2 separate regions of the Mus musculus genome follow, and region 2 is linked to region 1. The links are chromatin loops, found by intact Hi-C in ENCODE. Cell type or tissue: left cerebral cortex. All regions are shown on one strand. Links, peaks and the distances in the headings refer to the core of each region. The heading gives the core; the rest is flanking DNA.

What was found. Peaks named below come from ENCODE experiments on the same cell type or tissue, not always from the same donor. Only the 100,000 strongest peaks of a DNase experiment are listed, where the experiment ranks them.
Region 2: a loop joins it to region 1, with 2.2 times the contacts of the local background. A loop is called at or near these places in 8 of 42 quality-filtered maps.

Annotation. Positions count from the first base shown.
Region 1 is chr14:58,613,243-58,622,396 of GRCm38, reverse strand. No RefSeq gene overlaps it. Among named protein-coding and RNA genes, the nearest start is that of Gm25614, 33 kb to the left of the region's middle. In left cerebral cortex, for the core only: no CTCF peak of the experiment used is centred there; a DNase peak (open chromatin) is centred at 4,500.
Region 2 is chr14:58,030,750-58,039,903 of GRCm38, reverse strand. No RefSeq gene overlaps it. Among named protein-coding and RNA genes, the nearest start is that of 3110083C13Rik, 36 kb to the right of the region's middle. In left cerebral cortex, for the core only: a CTCF peak has its summit at 5,127; DNase peaks (open chromatin) are centred at 4,120 and 5,112; H3K4me3 peaks cover 319 bases.

The DNA of each region.
Region 1 (9,154 bases), core at 850-8,849:
GTCACCTGGGATACAGTGAGTGATCTGTTTGTATATATTTAACAGTCACTTTGCTCTCTGGGGACTGGGACAAAAAAAAATATGATGTGGTTTGGAGTGGTTTGCCCATTACTATGGTGTACTCCCAGTGATGTAGAAACCTGCTGTTTCTACACAGCACAGAACAAGTCACCGAAAACACCATCAGCCATCCCACCTGTCCTCATGACTTTGTCCTGACACTCCTGCAGGTAAGAGTGGCTTAATGCTTCTCCCTCACCAAGTGTTTCTGAGTCAGGACATGAAAGTCCCAGCAGCTATACAGAATGGAATCCACTTCTATCATCCTTGTCTTTTGTTCCTGAAGAGTCATATAAAGCATTGGTTTGGTTACTGCCTTAGTCAGGGTTTCTATTCCTGCACAAACATCATGACCAAGAAGCAAGTTGGGGAGGAAAGGGTTTATTCGGCTTACATTTCCATACTGCTGTTGATCACCAAAGGATGCAGGACTGGAACTCAAGCAGGTCAGAAAGCAGGAGCCGATGCAGAGGCCATGGAGGGATGTTCTTTACTGGCTTGCCTCCCCTGGCTTGCTCAGCCTGCTCTCTTATAGAACCCAAGACTACCAGCCCAGAGATGGTCCCACCCACAAGGGGCCTTACCCCCTTGATCACTAATTGAGAAAATGCCTTACAGTTGGATCTCATGGAGGCATTTCCTCAAATGAAGCTCCTTTCTCTGTGATAACCTCAGCTGTGTCAAGTTGACACAAAACTAGCCAGTACAGTTACACATGGCAGACTAAGTTTCATTTGAAAATAAAAATCCAGAGCTGGGCTTGCAGCCAATGGTGGAGATCTTCCCCAGCATTGGAAATACCCTGAGTTTGCCTCCAGTACTGTTGACAATACTATTGACATTCTCAGTGTCCCTCCTTACTCTTCTGAATATCTGGATGACATACCTTCTCTATTCTGTTCTTTCTCAAAGAAAGGACACCCCTCATCAAATAAAAAGAATGTGACACAGTTTTGCTTGGGGAAACCACTGAACTGTATAGCTCCAGTGAACTGTCTCCAAACTGAACAAATGGAGGCTGAGGGACAATGTGAGTTTTGTAGGTATCCCTCCTTTCTTGGAGACTCCCAGGAACAGGCTTCCTGGGGGTCAGAGGACAAGTGGATGAGAGAGAAATCAGAAGGGCCCAGGGCACAGCTATCCAGTGGTGCTAAATATTTCTGGACTTCCTTTTTAAACAGGATACAGTAAAACGGGCAGAAAAAGAATTGTGCAGAACCTTTGCCAGTCGGGGAATTTGCAGCTCACATTATTTGCCATGTTCCACTTAACAAAGCTAGCCCTCATCCCTGGTGAATAAAGGGATGCGTCAGCACCCCACAAACAGGAACAGAATGGCCATGTCACCTCCTAAAGGCCTGGTGTGTGCAAACCCAGGTTTGCTTCAAAGCCAACATGTGGGACCAATATTTGTATCAAATCCTCTTACTGTGAAATGGTGTGTGTGTGTGTGTTTGTATATACATGTGTAGGTATGCATGTACATTAATGTGTGGGAGTGTGTGTACATGTGTGGGTGCATATGTTGACTCATCACAAGTTAAGAAATTCAGAGGGTACAAGGAGTCCCACTTACAAGATTAATTTTGAGTGCTCATGGTTTCCCATTATCTCCCAGTTGTACAAAACTCACAGTGCTCATCAGTTGGGCACAAGGACAGCAGTTGATGTTGGCTTTCTTCCTGTCACTTTTGATACAGGTCAGTCACTGAATTGCTCACCAATTCTACTAGAGTAGAAAGCCAGGAAACTCAAGGGATCTGTCTAGGTTTGTCCCTCTCCCTGTATGATTTTCTACAAGTGCTAGGGATCCATCTGCTTGCAAAGAATGCACTTTCCAGCTAACTCCTCTCCCCAGCTCTGCCAGACTGGCCCCCTCAGCTTGCTACAAGGTGAGTCTCTCATTACCATGGCTGTGATATCAGCCGGTGCCTTGCAAGTCATAGTGAGATCAGATGTGGTGTGCATGGGTACAGATTCAGTGGTTGAACAAGGGCACCCAGGGGACATGCACAATGAATGCCCTGCCTCTGTCTCCACTGCCAGAGCCCCAGGGAGATTCTATACAACACCAGCTTTCCTGTTTTCCCCTTGACTTTCTGTGTTCGCTCTAGACCAGTAATATTGTCAGCAGTCCAGCCTCTGTTCTTAGGTCATGGACACATGCTGATCATAGCCAACCTCTAGCAGTTTTGCACACTGCAGATCATGGACTTGAACTATCTAGGTCTAAGACTTGACAGTTGTTTATTTGCTCTGTCACTTCGGGTCACCTGTTTTAAAGTTTATATCAAAAAGCTATATTAAGAATAGAATCTAGAGAAACATGCAGGAGACATCACATACTGTGTATGTATGAGCTGAGGTAGTGCCAAGGGATAGATACCCTGTCACTCAGTACTGCTTTTATAGGGATTACTTGGCTATGTAGCCTGTCCCCATATGATTCACTTTATTTACTTTGGCTGAGTTGCTTCCCATTGAGATGCACACTGAAGGTCACCTGGGGGAAACAAATGGTTATGCAAAATCTTTTTTTTCTTTCTTTTTTCTTTCTTTCTTTTTTTGTTTTTGTTGTTGTTGTTGTTGTTGGGTTTTTTTGGTTTTTGGAGAGAAGGTTTCTCTGTGTAGCCCTAGCTGTCCTGGAACTCACTCTGTAGACCAGGCTGGCCTTGAACTCAGAAATCCATTTGCCTCTGCCTCCCAAGTGCTGGGATTAAAGGCGTGTGCTACCATGCCCGGCGGTTATGCAAATTCTTGACCACAGTCTGTGTCTCACCAGAAACAACTGATTACTACTCTGCCTGTAGCTTTCTCTTACCAGTTTCTACCCGTTTGTAAATTCATTCCCATGGCCCTCAACTCTCTATAAATTCACATTCCTCTGAAGATTCCCATGAACCAGCCAAAATACTACCTTATGACTTTGTTAATTAACATGGTAAATAAAATATTTGACTCATTTTTATTTCCTTTTTGTATGTAAATCATATTGTTCCCATTTAAGCTTTAACCTCTAGTGGTTACTAAAGTAAGTGTGTGTGTGTGTGTGTGTGTGTGTGTGTGTGTGTGAGAGAGAGAGAGAGAGAGAGAGAGAGAGAGAATCATTTGCACATGTTCATGTGTGTTGTTCATATATGTAGGTCTGGGTGTGAACATATGTGTGCACGCATGTGGAGGTAAGAGGTGGACATGGAATATCTTCTATCACCCTCCACCTTATTTTGGGGACCAGATCATTCATTGAACTTGGAGCTCAGTGATTCATCTAGAGTACCCAACTAACCAGTGAGCCCCAGCCCAAGCCTCCTGTCTCTGCCTTCCTGGATCTTTATTATAGGTGCACTCTGCTGTGCCCAGTGTGTGCGTGGGTGCTGGGGAACCAGACTCGGGTCTTCACACTTTCGGGTCATGCGCTTTACAAACTCAGCCACGGTTCCGTGCCATCCCACCACTCTTCATTTATTGATTTCCATTTGACAGCTACTGCAGTGATCTGTAGTGCCTGGCTCTGTTAGCTCTTGACATGTGTTTGTAATTGCAGCACTGCAGATCCTGCCCCATGTACCATGTTCAGATACAGTGTGGCCTCTGACCACTCTCCCAGCCATAAGGAAGGGCTTTCCCCTCATGTTTCCAAAAGTACAGAGAACACAGAAACCTACACCATGTTTCTTCCTTTGACTTTCCCCAGACATTTTTTTATTGAACCATTTGACCATTTTACAGGAAACACCCTATAGAAAGGTGCCCCTTAACTACAGATGGATCTAAAAAGTATTGAGAGATTTGGTTACTTTTCCATCAGAGTTGTAACAAGGGGGTTACCGAGAGCCATTTGGTGGCCTCAGATTTCAAGTCTGTAAGTCACAAGAAAATACATGTCACAGCACACAGGGCTAATGGACTTAGTGACACCTTTGATTCTTACACCTTTGATTCTTTTGTGAACTCAGATTTCACAGGCTGACTGAGATGAGCCCAAACTGTCCTTTACCACCCAGGTTCTCTTAAATGAGCAAACCAGGGGCCTTGTTGGGGCATGGGAGAGTTTGGAGGTGAACCCTCCATTCTTCTCTTTAGAGTGCTTTTCTGTAAGAGCACCTGTAGATGGGCATCAGCTAACCTGAGAAAACCCAGACTTAAAAGCCGTGACACTAAGGGGACACACAGAGGACCTGATGGAGCCCCAGCAGCCTCACTACCCAAGAAAGGTGAGGTGGGGCATGGCTTTCGGACATCGTCGCAAACACAGCCTGACCTTACGGGACTGTAAATGCTCGTCCTGGTAGGGTTATTTTAAATCAAAAGCTGACGTGCCCACAGCTGCAGAAGGAAGGAATGCCTAAGAAAATAAATACTAGTTAGAGGATGATTTAATGCAGTTTGCTGCAGTGGGTGGAGGCTGGAGGCAGTAGCTTTTAACAAGTTTTATTTGAAAGACTAACTTGGTGTGGTTGTCACGACAGTTGTGTTTGTAGCTGGCGTTGTATTGCTAACAGATGGAGCCCTGGCAGCCTCCCCTGATCCAGGCAGACACTCTACAAGAGTGACCTCGAAGAGCGATTCCAACGCTAACCTTATTACCCCGGCATCCTCCTCCATGTTCGTAAACAGAATGCTTTATGAACGCAGCTCTGGTCAGAACACCAGCAGAAAGATTCACTGTCCTCTGACTTTCATCTTTGTTTATCCTCTGAGATTTTACTAAAAACTATGTCAAATCTGGAGAGAGTTACTGCAGGAAACCAGTGGAGTGCTTGGCAAATATCCCCTTCCAAAGATACCCTCCTTAGTCACCAAGCCACCTCCTATAGTAGCACAGGAAAGTGTCACAGATCACTAGGAAAGTCAAGCCATTATCAGAGCATTTGCCTTCCTGAGAGTGAGAAACAGAGCCAAGCTCTGTGGGAGGAAAGATCCATCATCTCACCTGGAAGCAGAAGCTGAGCATTTTGCTTTGTATTGTTTTAGTTTGGTGAGATAGGTTCTCACTCTGTAGCCCAGGCTGGCCTCAAATTCACAGCAATCCCCCTGCCTCATTCTCCTAAGCGGGAGAACTATAGGTGTGAATCACCTGGCCCAGCTACAGGATTTTACTTTTGTCTTTTGTCTTTTTTTTTTTTTTTCTTTTTGAAGCAAAATCTCATGAACTCTGCTGTATTTTGTAACAGAACATTATGGCACATAGAGACATACACCCGAACAGCTTCAGCCAACAGTGGAAACAGCAGCGGGGAACACCCACCAACAGGTTCTCTGTGGACACAGCAGCCCCACCCGCTGAATTTCCAGAAGAAAGGATTTTTTTTTCTGCTAAAGCAGCCTCACCCCTTCAGGCCAAGGTATTTGGTCACTCAGTGCTCTCTCTCTCTCTCTCTCTCACTCTCTCTCTCTCTCTCTCTCTCTCTCTATCTATCTATCTCTCTCTCTCTGGACAGAGACATGCAGCTTGGATACCCATTAACCTTCTGCTATTAAAAAAGGGAAACCCATCTGGGAACATCAGATGTTCTCTGCAGATCTCGCTGAATAGTTAACAATGGTTCATCCATTCTTAAATAGTTTGGGGTAATGTGTGGAATGTTGATACAAATCATTAGAAGAAACACCACCGCCTTTATGGCATAGGTCCCCAGAGCCTTACCTAGCCATTCAAACAGCTGCACACAGAGGATTGCGCTCTCATCTTTTTGGCCTGTTTGAAAACTTCTTCAAACTTTAACCGTTATTCCTTAAAGCTTACAAGGGCTCATTCCTTCCTTAAGCACCCAGCAATACACAGTGGGGCAGGAGGCCTAAATATTGAGAGTTCCTGGGAAAGCCATCAGGAAATGCTGGCTTTTAAAATCAATCTCAAAAGAAGAAGTCTTCCAACAAAGAAAGCCTGTCTAATTCCTCATTGAGTGTAAAGCATTTTGAAATATTTGCCAACACAGTGAGGACTGGGCGACAGGATGTGGGTCTTTTTACTGGTGGCATCTGTAAGGACTAACTACCTGTTTCCCCTGCTGCCCTGGACAACTGCAGGGAGCTCAGGACTCATGGCCTTGCCCAGCCCGTTAGCTGCTGGCCTGGCCTGGTGGTGACTGAGGAGCAGGACAATGGAGACCAAGATTGATTTGCATCTTTAAAAGTTAGCGTGACTTGTAACATCTCTGAAGAGCTCAGATTATCAGACAGTGGAATCGGGAAATGTGTGCTCTGCCTCGCAGGCCATAATGGTCATCTGCTGCTGCCTGAGTCCCCAGACAGTCATTGTTGTCAAGGACTCGTGGGTAGTTTTGTTTCTCATCCTTGATTCCTGATTTTATTTAAAATGTTCTGCATTTTCTGGGAGCATGCACTTCCTAGTAAGTTTCCTCTACACCCTACCGTCACTTTGTAAATACCTTTTTTTGAAATGAGAGTTAAGTTGTCCTAACCTGAGCATGCCCCTCTTCCCTTCAAGGCTCCAGACTAAAGCACAGCATAGATTCTTAAGCCAGGTTCCATGAAAACTCTCTGCCAAGGGGCCCATTAGTACCATTAGGCGTTATCAGAAATCATTCCCTTTGTACTTCTAATTTATTTATGCATTGAAAACAGTTTGGGAGACTGGAGAGATGGCTCGACAGTTAAAAGCAGTGGCTGTTCTTGCAGAAAACTTGGGTTTGATTCCCAGCATCCACATGGTGACCGCCAACCATGTCTTACTCAGTTCCAGGGGGTCCAGCTCCCTCCTTTGACCCCTGTAAGCACCAGACAAGGACATGGTGAACACACATACACACAGGCAAGATACTCATTCATATAAAGTAAAGTAAATAAGGCTAAAAGATATTTTAAATTATAAAACATCTTTTTCTGGGAAAAAGACTATCAGATTGCCAAAAAAAAAAAAAATCTTTTTTAAAAAAAAAAAGCTAGAACAAAAGAGAACAAGGCTAAATTTTCTTCTCTTGCTTCTGCTTCTGCAAGGGGCAGACTTGTATCTTTGGGCCTTAGTTCTAGCTATCCCCTCTTTTTCTAAGGTTCTCTTCAATGTCTGGCTAAGGGGGGGAGGGGTGGCTTGTAAACAATACTTTGACATCGAAAGTCTTTGTTTTAGACCCAAGGAGAGTCTTAATACAGATCTAAGCCATTTCTGTTTTGTTTTTGTTTTGGTTTGGTTTTTGGTTTTTCTTTATTTGGACCAAACTGCCTGACTCATTGTTTTCTCTGGCTTTTCTTGTGGACCGATATACTCTATTTTTTTTTTTTTTTCTTTCTTGCATTACCCTGGAAAGCTGAGAATATGGCTTGGCCTTGAGGGGTGGGGGTAGGGGGAGATGCAGGCAGGTGGGTGCTAAAGTCTTGTAACCTGAGTACTGGAGCCATGCTTTAGGAAAAGCTAAGCCTTTCCCGGTGATTCGGGAGGAGGCATGTTTGAGACTTCAAGATTCATTCAGAAAGCACACTCATGTTTTTCACTCATAAAGAATGATTCAAGGAGATTCTTCTCAAACACTCACTGATGAGTTAACGAATACTAAAGATGAGCTAAAATGATGGTGTATAATAAGTACAGGCAGCATCTCTCTGATGACATGGAAAGTCACCCAAGTGGCAGCACAGGGTTGCCATAACAATGGTGGTGTCCTTTAATCTGCAGAGAACACGCAATACATGTGGTGGTGATCTTCAGACTAAGGTCACCACCCTACCACTGAGAACTAAATGCTAAGTGCTGGCTATGCCAGTCAGTGCCTGTAATCTCAATACTCCTAAAACTGAGGGAGGGGGGTTGCAAGTTCCACACTAGCATGGGCTACATGGTGTGACTGACATGCAAAATGAAAATAAGTCAATCATCCCAACGAAACCTCTACAATACCAAACATGGGAGCATTCGAGAAAATAAAAAAAGGGCCCAGGTAAGCTGAATAAAGCCACAGTTCTTTCTAAGACAACCGCAAGGTTGGACCAACAGGACACCAGATAAGGCTAGGAAGCTTGGCAATTAAAGATCAAGTGGCAGAATAGACTTCTCACTACTCCAACCCAGGAAGCATGAGAGAGTTCAGACCCAATCCAGCCAGTCTGCACGGGCTTCGTTTCCACAAAGCAAGAAAGCTGAAACATACTTGCCGTTTTGTGATGGAAACACTGTCATTCCTGCTGAGCTTTTCCACAGGGCTAGAGTGCTTGGGAAAGTGAGTCCACAAGGACAAACTTCCAGCCTTTTATAAAGACTTTCAGGAGAAAATGTATCTTAACGGTGGTAGGAAATGGAACACAACTAATTCAGGAAACTGATAACAATTATTACTCAATGAAGCAACTTTTAATAACAAAGTTGGTTGTTATACTGCATCCTCCCTTGGTTTGGCTTCAGAGACTGCCCTAGGAAAACACCTGCTTGCTGTTGGAAATCAGAAGGCTCTGTTGGCAAGTGTGTCTGTCCCTCAGCATTTTGCTCATTGTAGCAAATACCCGAGACAATCAACTTATAAACAGTAAAGGTTTCTCCAAAAATTAAAGGAGATCATTAGGTTTTATTTAAACAATATTATCTATTGCAAAAATAGTATGGTTTTTAAAACACAATAAATGCCCAGAAATTTTGTCACCTAATTCTTCTGTGCATCTATTCAGGAAACACACACACTTCTGTGCATCTATTCAGGAAACAAACACACACACACACACACACACACACACACACACACACAGAGAGAGAGAGAGAGAGAGAGAGAGAGAGAGAGAGAGAGAGAGAGAGAGAGAGAAGGAGAAGTTAAAAATTAAATAGATCTAAACACATGAGAAAATGCTTCATAATTATAGCCTTTTCTGCTTGGAAAAGCAGTTCTGATCAATTCTGAGGAAATTGTATGAAATCTTTTCTGGGATCAGATGTGCATATTTATATTATAATGGATGTATACAAGTTCATAATTTTTACATATCTTGTCAGCTTGTTACTATTCATTCTATTCATTTGTACTTATATTACTTTTATTTCAAATTCCCTGTGTTGATATTTACCAAACAGTACTAGATTTTTTTTTCTAGTAATATTTCCACTTTTCCAAAATTGTTACTTTAACTTTTTTGCATTGTTTATTAGGGCAAT
Region 2 (9,154 bases), core at 386-8,385, 580 kb after region 1:
ACCCACCTCCAAAATTTTTGACCCAGAATTGTTCCTGTCTAAAAGAAATGCAGGGACAAAAGTGGGTCAGAGACTAAAGGAAAGGTGACCCAGTGACTGGTCCAACTTGGAATCCATCCCATGGGTGGGCACCAAACCCTGGCACTATTGGTGATGCTATGTTGTGCTTGCAGACAGGAGCCTGGCACAGCTGTCCTCTGAGAGGCCCCACCATCAGCTGACTGAGACAGATGCAGATACTTACAGGCAACCATTGCACTGAGGCTGGGGACCCCTATGGAAGAGTTGGGGAAAGGATTGAAGGAGCTGAAGGGCATAACAACCCCATAGGAAGACCAACAGTGTCAACTAACCCAGACTCCTGGGAGCTCCCAGGGACTGAGCTACCAACCAAAGAGCGTACATGGGCTGGTCCATGGCCCTTGGCACATATACAGCAGAGGACTGCCTTGTCTGGCCTCAGTGGGAAAGGATGTGCCTAATCTTATGGAGATTTGATACCCCAGGGAAGAGGGATGCCTGGGAGGTGGGAGAGCACCCTCTTAAAGGCAAAAGGGAGGGGGTGAATAACTCTGGGAGGGAGTACCAGAAGCAGGGCAACATTTGGAATGTAAGTAAATAAAATAATTAATTAAAAATTTTAGAAGGAAAGGAGGAAAGAAAGAGAGAGGGGGAGGGAGGGGGGAGGAAGGAAGACAGGCAGACAGAAAGAAGGAAGGAAAGAAGGAAGGGAAGAAGGAAAGCAAAGCAAAGCTGATGGTTTCCTTTCCTCCTCTTACAGCTCCACACGGCAATGAGGGCAGCCAAAGCAGAGGGCAAATGTGACAGGACCCAACTTGACTGGGCACTGTTAGCCCAGCATACCTAAGGCAGCTGCTGAAAAGGGAAACTCCCTTTTGCACCTACAATTATTTTCATGCACTAATAATATACATTAAATTGGTCATTTGTGAGCTGAATTCAGCACTGGCTCCTCATTTTGACCGAATAAGGGATCATTTTCTAGCGAAATTATATTTTACAAGCAATTTCTGTGTCTGCATACCTTAGCTGAGACAAACACTTAACACTACAAATGACAGCAAAAGCTTTCTTTAACACTCCGGGACAGTGTTGGGGATGTAGCTCAGTGGCAGAGTGCTGACCTAGTAAATGCAGCCCTAGGTTGGATCCCACGCACTGTGGAGAACCCAAAATAAATTGAGGTCACTAAGTGCATCTGGTTCTTCACCTTCCATCTTTAATCTTTACTCTCCTAAGACTGTAAATCAACATGAACCATTATACAAATTCCAAACAGCTTATCTTGTTTCTTCTTCCAACTGTAAATTGTTTGAGTCGACCAAAGGTTCTCAAAGAAAAACACTATGATGGTGAGCAAGACTTAGTTTGCCCTCATCAAGAAAGCTTCTTTTTGCAGCAGATAGAGGCTCTTACAGAGATTCAAAACTGGTTGGAATGAAGAGGAATAAATAGCCATGGGGTAGCCAGCTGCATCCGGTATGCCCACATTGCAATCCCAACACCTAAGGCTCTGAGAGCACCGCAGAAGGAGTAAAAGACTGTAGGAGCCAGAGGGTCAGGGTGCCAGCTGCAATATAGTATCTTCTGCATACAGCAAGACTGCCGCACCCATTAAATCTCAGCAATACAGTTACATAAGCCAGACTTGTATAGTGACAGCATCAGTTGATATGCCAACATGGATGGGGGAGATTTCACATGAGTCCCCCACCCCTAGCTCACAGACTACAGGCAATCAGTGGATGCTGAGAGAGAATCAGTCTTCTTCAGGGATGAGGCCGCCCCACACACAGACCCAAACTATCCGATCGTAATTAGTCAGCCTTAAGCACTTGTACATTTGAATAACACTACGTTGTCTAAGGAGGCACATGTGACAATAATGATAGAAGAAGAGATAATGAGTTTGGAAGTGAGTTGGGGAAGAGCTGAAGAGAAGGAGAGGAGAGTAGAAATGACGTAAATACAGAATGAAATATCAAAACTAAAAATAATAAATTAAACTAAAGACAGTTTACTTTTGAATCCACCTAATTTTCCACCTGTGTTTCCTTATGTAGTTTTATTCTCAGAAATATTTTGCATGCCCAGATACTCAGTAGTAGAACACTTACTTGACATGCAAAAGACCCGTGGATCAATCCTAGCACAGGAATAAAATACACACAATACACACACACACACACACACACACACACACACACAAATACAGAGAGAGAGAGAGAGAGAGAGAGAGAGAGAGAGAGACAAATGAATGCTTTGCAGTCCATTCACCACCTCTGGCTTTGCACACAGAGAATAGTCTGTGAATCCATATTACACTAAATTTACTAGTGTGTTAAATTCAGTGAAAAATAATCTAACCACATGGTTAATGAAACAATTCTGGTGGATAAATAGTACAGAGTTATACTCAGTGTCCAAACTAGGATGAGGCTAGTCCAGGATGAACAGGCCTCCCTCTCGGGGACTCACCATGTGTACACACATCTATCTCTAAGAGAGGCCCTCAATCTTCACACATGGGTCACCTCTTCAGTCACCTGAGTCACACCCTTCTGGGGTGAAGTTACTGTTGTCGTGAGCGGACAGCACTGGCCATACTAACACATGAGATAAAGCCAAGTCACCGTGAAGGAGTCACCAGGAATTCTCCTGCACCTTTAAAATATGGGGGTTTCCTAGGTAAGGACTAACCACACCCACATTGCTGAATGTGTGTTGAGACCTGTGATAACAAACTGTTATTATTTTTTAAGTATTTTTATTTTAAATTGGGTCATGATAATTGTGCATAGTCAGGGGATCCAGTGTGACATTTAGAGATATGCATGCCATGTATCAGATCAAGGTCACTGCCCTATCCATCACTTTCCCTGTGATAGTTTTCATCTTGCTTTATTTTTGTAGTGCTGGCAATAGAATCTGGGGCATTGCATGAGCTGGGCAAATACTCTAACACTGAGATACACCTCCAGACCCAAGAATTGTGTTTAAGTCTTACTCACCAACCTTCCTGTGGATTCGCAGCTCTTCTATGCTCTCCCGTCTTTTGTCCCTTTGTGTTTCTCCTCAAGTATTTGTAGACTGTAAAGGTCAAGTCAGAAGCTCGAAAGGACCCATGGCTGTGATGTTTATTCACTTGCCATCCCAAACCTCATTTCTGCAGCCAGGCACAGCATCACATCTCCCTCTGCATCTCTCTCCTTCCACAAGAGGTGCAAGCCACATCCAGCCAACCACGCTGAGGTGCTGGTCAGTCAATGGACATTACAGGCAGGCCTGTTGTTGCTCAAATGAGATTAGTCCCTAACTGATGCACACGGGGTCTCACTGAAAGGGCCATTCTGTAATTGTTGCCATTACTGCAGTGACCATGAGGTGGTCACAGAACCTTCCTGGAGGGACTAGGACTCTCCAGAGGCCGGGTCACTCATGTAGAACAGCAGGCACTGTGCTAATTTCCAGGCTCCCAGCCATTAGGGACAGAAACAGCTCGTTAGAGGTCCTACCCTTTCAACGCCAATTACCCCAGGATAATGACCCAACGTAGAGCACCCTGGGAACTCTTGGGACTTCACACATCCCTCTCTCATTCATGATCTCTGCTGATGACAGCTACAGACATAAATAAACCAGGCCCTCGCATCTCACAGCCAGGTTGGGTGACATGGTCAGTCATGTGAACATGGGGTCATGTTAATTTAAAGACTGAGCATTTTAGCATGTGTCTTAGAGAAAATGCTTACACTCTGTCTGCGTAAGAGGATAGCCCGGCACACTGTTCTGTTGTGCTTTCCCAACCCCCATCCCTATCCCTCTGACGAGGAACAAACTTTGCAGCGAGGCACAGCAAAAATCAATAGTTTCAGAAGTGCTGGTATCTCTACTTTTCCTTTCTTTATGCCTGTACATGTGTGTATACATGCTCAAGTACACATGTATGTTTATCTCTGTTAAAACAGAGTACCTCGCTGAGCCTGGAGCTCACCAGTTCTGCCAGATCAGCCGGCCAGTGAACTGTAGAGATCTTCCCATCTCCACACTGAGATCTCAGACTCATATAGCCCCACCTGGATTTTCTTGTGCACGCTGACAATCTTGTGCACTTGCCCCACCCCCAGGACACCCATTCCTGTCTCCTCACTAAGCCATCCTCCCAGATCCTCTAGTCTCTGCAGAAAACCATACAGAATTGGAAAATTAGCCCACCTGTCCCCTCAGCCCGTGACATATTTATTTAGCAAGAAAAAGTTATGGTGGGAGAGAGTTATGGTGAGGAAAAAAATGGAATTCTCTAGAAAAGCAGAAGAAAAAAAAAGAAACAAGAAAAAAACACTGCTTTGTGTGCCAGTGTACCCGAACCCTGAAGCATCGCAGAGCCCTGTCCTCGGGGCCTGACTTTTGATACTTTAACCCAATGTCATTAAAGTTTCTCCTTTTCTTTGCTCCCTTTTGCCTGGTTCAATATTCTTTTGCAAATTTACACCCCAGTTTTGGGGAGTTTCCACTTGCTTCACCCACTCTTGGCGGCAGTGTACTCACCCCCACCCCACACAGGCCCTCCTCTGGGACAGACAGCCCCTTTCTTACTCCCAAATGCCATCTGAAAAGGAGCCAAGCCACTCAGGTCCCAACTTGTTGCCAGCGAGGTCTCCAAAGCACCGTAATAAGAAAATATACCACACAATTGTTTCTCCAGTTTAAATGAATCAACGAGTTGTTTTCTGTGTTATGTAAATACTCTTTCAAATATGCACAGGCATATTTTTGAGACGATTTCACTGACAGATCTTGTTCATAGTCACTAATGAAGAAGATGTTTTTGCAGATAATCCAAATAGCATCAGGCTCATAAAAGGATACTGTTAGCAGAAACACGGTCCATGTTTTTCTAGTGCCTTAACCTGGCATCCCAAAATCCCAAAAGAAAAAGACGTAACTGTTTGGAACGTCATGGAACCATCAAAACTACATGAAATAAACCCTGAAATGATAAAACAGAAGTCACTCATGTTTAATTTGTGGCAAGATGAAAATACAAATTGCGTTCACGGATAGAAAATATAAACGAGGAATCTAGGCTCCCTCGTGTGGAGAGAGCCGGTACTACCCAACCTAATTTACCCTCTTTGCTGAACCAGTGTCCCAAATCCTGTGAATATATTTAAGGCCATTGTTACTCTAGTGAGTATATACCTTCCTCGACAATACCATAATAATTTCTTTCAGCCTACAGTCAAAAGATCCTTTCTCCAAATATCCTGTTCCTGGCCTAGCTCAGCAGGCCCATCTGCAGGTTACCATTGCAGAAACTTCCTGAAGGGTGATTCCTGATGTCAAGACCACTGTGGGTTGCAGAGATGCTAAGTCAGCTCCCTTAGGACCTGCCCGTTTGGGAAGATGCTAAGGCCATCATAGACTTATTCGCCCACGTCTGATGAATTGATTCTTGCCCTTTTCAACACTACATGAGTGTTAGCTTACAGGAAAGCAGGTCTATGACCACGGTGATCCTCAGAGTGGCCATACTGCTGATCTTACGCCTTGAAGACATGCCAGGCCAAGAACTCCTCCACAGCATTCAGTCCGATGCGGCTGAATTGCTTCCATCTCATCTGAACTTGGTTAAGCTCTCGGTGCTGTGAGGACGATGACCGTCCTTTCAGCTGTGGCATCTTGCAGTTTCTGACACGCGTGGCACGCTTCATAACAAGGTGTCGCCTATGTGTCAATTCTACCCCCACATAAGGCTTGCTAGAAGGAACAACTGAGACAGACACACAGGGATTAATGTGCATATTGGAGCAGCACCTAGCAAGAGGTGGTAAACGCAGATCCTCTTTGCCAGCTGAGCGAACGGGCAGCCCAGCCTCTTAGACGCTGAAAGGCTGTTTGGCGGGTGCATCTTCACCCAAGTTTCAGGAGACATCAAGCTGTTAAAGGCTGATCCACCATGGAACTCCGTGGGAGTCCGTGGTCCTGGAGTCCTAAGGGCTTGCACCTCTCCCCTGCTACCAAGCCATGTTGAGGCTGTTGGTTTGAGGAACACACCTTGAGAGCAGCTGATGCAATGGTTTAATTCTCACCCAGACTACATTCAGAAACCACTGGAAGACGTCTGAAATTTTGGATTTTCCAGAACACACCAAAGGAAGCCAAACTCAGTGAGGGCCTGGCCTCTTCCCCTCCGCCCCGCCCCCTCCCCCCAGGCAGAAGCTTCTGCAGGCAGAGGAGCTTTAACAAGCACAGGCCACGCATGGCTCTGTAACAGGAACACGGACTAAAGTGCATGCCTCTAACTACAAAGTATTCTCCTCTATGACTCCATACATCCTCAAACAATCCTTGGAATAAGAAAAAGAAGAAACAAAGAAAGTATCCTCCGTCTTAAAGAGTCATGTGGTAAGTGAGAGTTCTTGGGCTTCAGTCTTTTTTTTTTTTTCTGTTTGCTTGTTTGTTTTGTTTTGTTTTGCTTTTGTTTTTGTTTTGAGGGTGTTTGGGTGTTTGGTTGATTGGTTGGTTGGTTGATTGTTTGGTTGGTTGGTTTGGTTTTCTGTTGTTGTTGTTTGTTTGTTTGTTTTTTGTTTTGTTTTGGGCCATATCAACTTTTGAGTCAAACTTGGAATAGATGCAAGATCCAATTGGAAAACCAGAGGTGCATCTTGAAAAACAAAATGTACCACTTGGTGATAGAAACCACAAAGAGTAGCATGGAGTAACCTAAAGGTTAGCAACAACACCAATCTGCCACTATCCAAAACTCAAAATCAGGCAGCATTCCTGGAACCAGGGTCCAGTAAGGAATCATGGGAGAAGCTGTGGTGGACTGTGGGCTTGGTGATGGGGAAGGGAAAGGCAGGGCAGGATGGCAGGAGATGGGAAGGGGGGAGGGGGAAGAGAGATGGGAGGTATAAGGAGGGGAAAGAGGGGAAATGGAGGAGAAAGAGAGAGAGACGGTGACAGAGACAGAGAGAACCTGCCTTCTCTCTCCCTGGCAACCTCCAACCAGAGCCTTCTGAACCATCCAACGCAGAAGCCATGTGACCTGGGAACTTGGGGAATGCCGCTTGCTCAGCTCAGCAGCACAATGGAAACTGGATAACAACAGGAAGACCAAAACTGATCCCATGGGGTGAATCCTTGGGCAAGTCACCCCACTTCTTACAAATGCAATGTTCTAATCAATCCAATGGAAATCACCACGGGTCTGGATTCAGTGACTGAGTTCCGCCAGTCTAGTTCTCCATTGCCTCAAGTAAGCATCTCACTTATCTCCCCTTTTCTTTGGTCCTCTGCTACCAAGGAATGTGGCCTTTCTGCTCTCCTCTAAGTGATAAAAATTCTAGGGAATGATGGATTCATGCATCAGCAATGCCACCATTCCCTTGATCGGAACTACACATTTTCCCGTAAGTCCTTGTTGCTGCTGTTGCGAAATCGGATATTATCAAATCCTATTGCCAGCCTTTGCTAGGGTGAGCACAGGTCACTGCGGAGCCTGTTGCACAGGTTCAAAGTCACTGCTATAGATGTTGTCACAGAGGTGTGAGGTGCAAACAGGACCCCAAATATTACAATGCCATTGGAATGGTGGCTACATGCTGTAGGATTCACCAGCTTCTGACCCCTTCTAGAATGTGGAAAAGGTAAAGCATTTTCCCAGGGTATTTTCAGGCACACATGGGGTACTTATTTTTACATCATTAGTTTTTATTTTCAATCAGAAACAGTATATTCATCTTCTGATCACCTTCAATTGGAAGAAACCGAATGCACCTCATACAAGAATTGATCTATTAAAAGAAAGAAAAAAAAAACATTGCAACAGAAAACAGAAAAGAATGAGTCAGATCTGGTGGCATTGACCTGTGATCCCAGCTACCAGGGAAACTGAGACAAGAGAATCACAAGCTGGAGACCAGCCTGAGCTACATAATGAGTTAAAAGGCATCCTGGATAACTAAGCAAATCCCTATTTCAAAATAAAATTAAAAAAAAAAAATGAAAAGAAAGAGTTAGTGAGATGGCTCCATGGACAAAAATGCTTGGCTGGCAAGCTTGGTGACCTGTGCTGGACCCCTGAGTATGGTGATGGAGGGGCAGAACTGACTCCCTAAACGTCTCCTTTGACTTCCACTATGCACTGCGACACACGTACATTGGCACGGACAAACACACGCATGTAATAATAAATAAAGGCACTTTTTAAAAAGTAAACTGAGAATGGGGCTGTGACTTAGGGGTAGAGCACAGGGCAGCATGAGTGAGGGACAGTTCCCAGAACCACAAAAAGTGGGAGAGGAGGAGATGGGGAGGGAGGGGGGCAAGGGAGAGACGATGGGGGCGGGTTAGGGAAGAAAAAAGAAAAAGCAGAGGTATAAAATATGGTTTTGTGATGACTTGGTAAGAACTTAGCAAGACTTCATTAATAACCTTGTGTGGCAAGATTTGTTTCTCATTAGACTATTTGATAGGAAACAGAATTATTAAAGCCCAATAACAAGTTGGTGCTTTGGGAGGCAGCTAGAGAGATGGCTCAGTGGTTACAAGCACTTGCTGTTCTTTCAAGGGACCTGAATTCAATTCTCAGCAGCTACATGGAGGCCTATAACCATCTGTAAGTCCAATTTCAGGGACTCCAACATTCTCATAAAGCCCTCACAGGCATGTGCTACACAGACTTGCGAGCAGGCAAGACACCCATACACATAAATATTTAAATAAAAATAAATGTATTTTAAAAGTAAAATCTTTAGAAGAAAATGCTTCACTCAATTCTCCTGCTGGATCCAACCCAAATCTCTAATTTTTTTAAATTTATTTGTTTTTTTCCTTCTTAAAATCAGAGTTAGCAAGTAACTTTAAAGGTTTCTTTCAGACCTATAATTATAAAGATTTTTTTTTTCTGGAAAAGAATTGAGTTGAAAAAGGAATTACAAATTGTGTCTTATTCCACTGAAAATTCATTAGTGGGTCTTGGGGGTCTGGCTTTTTAACAGAAACATATATTAAAATATGGCTCAGTGATTACCTCCCTGAGAGGCAGCAACACTGGGAACAAGAAGTCCATCTGGGGCTGGGGTTAGAGTCTGAGGAAGAGTGGTTGCCTAGTATGAATGATGCCCAG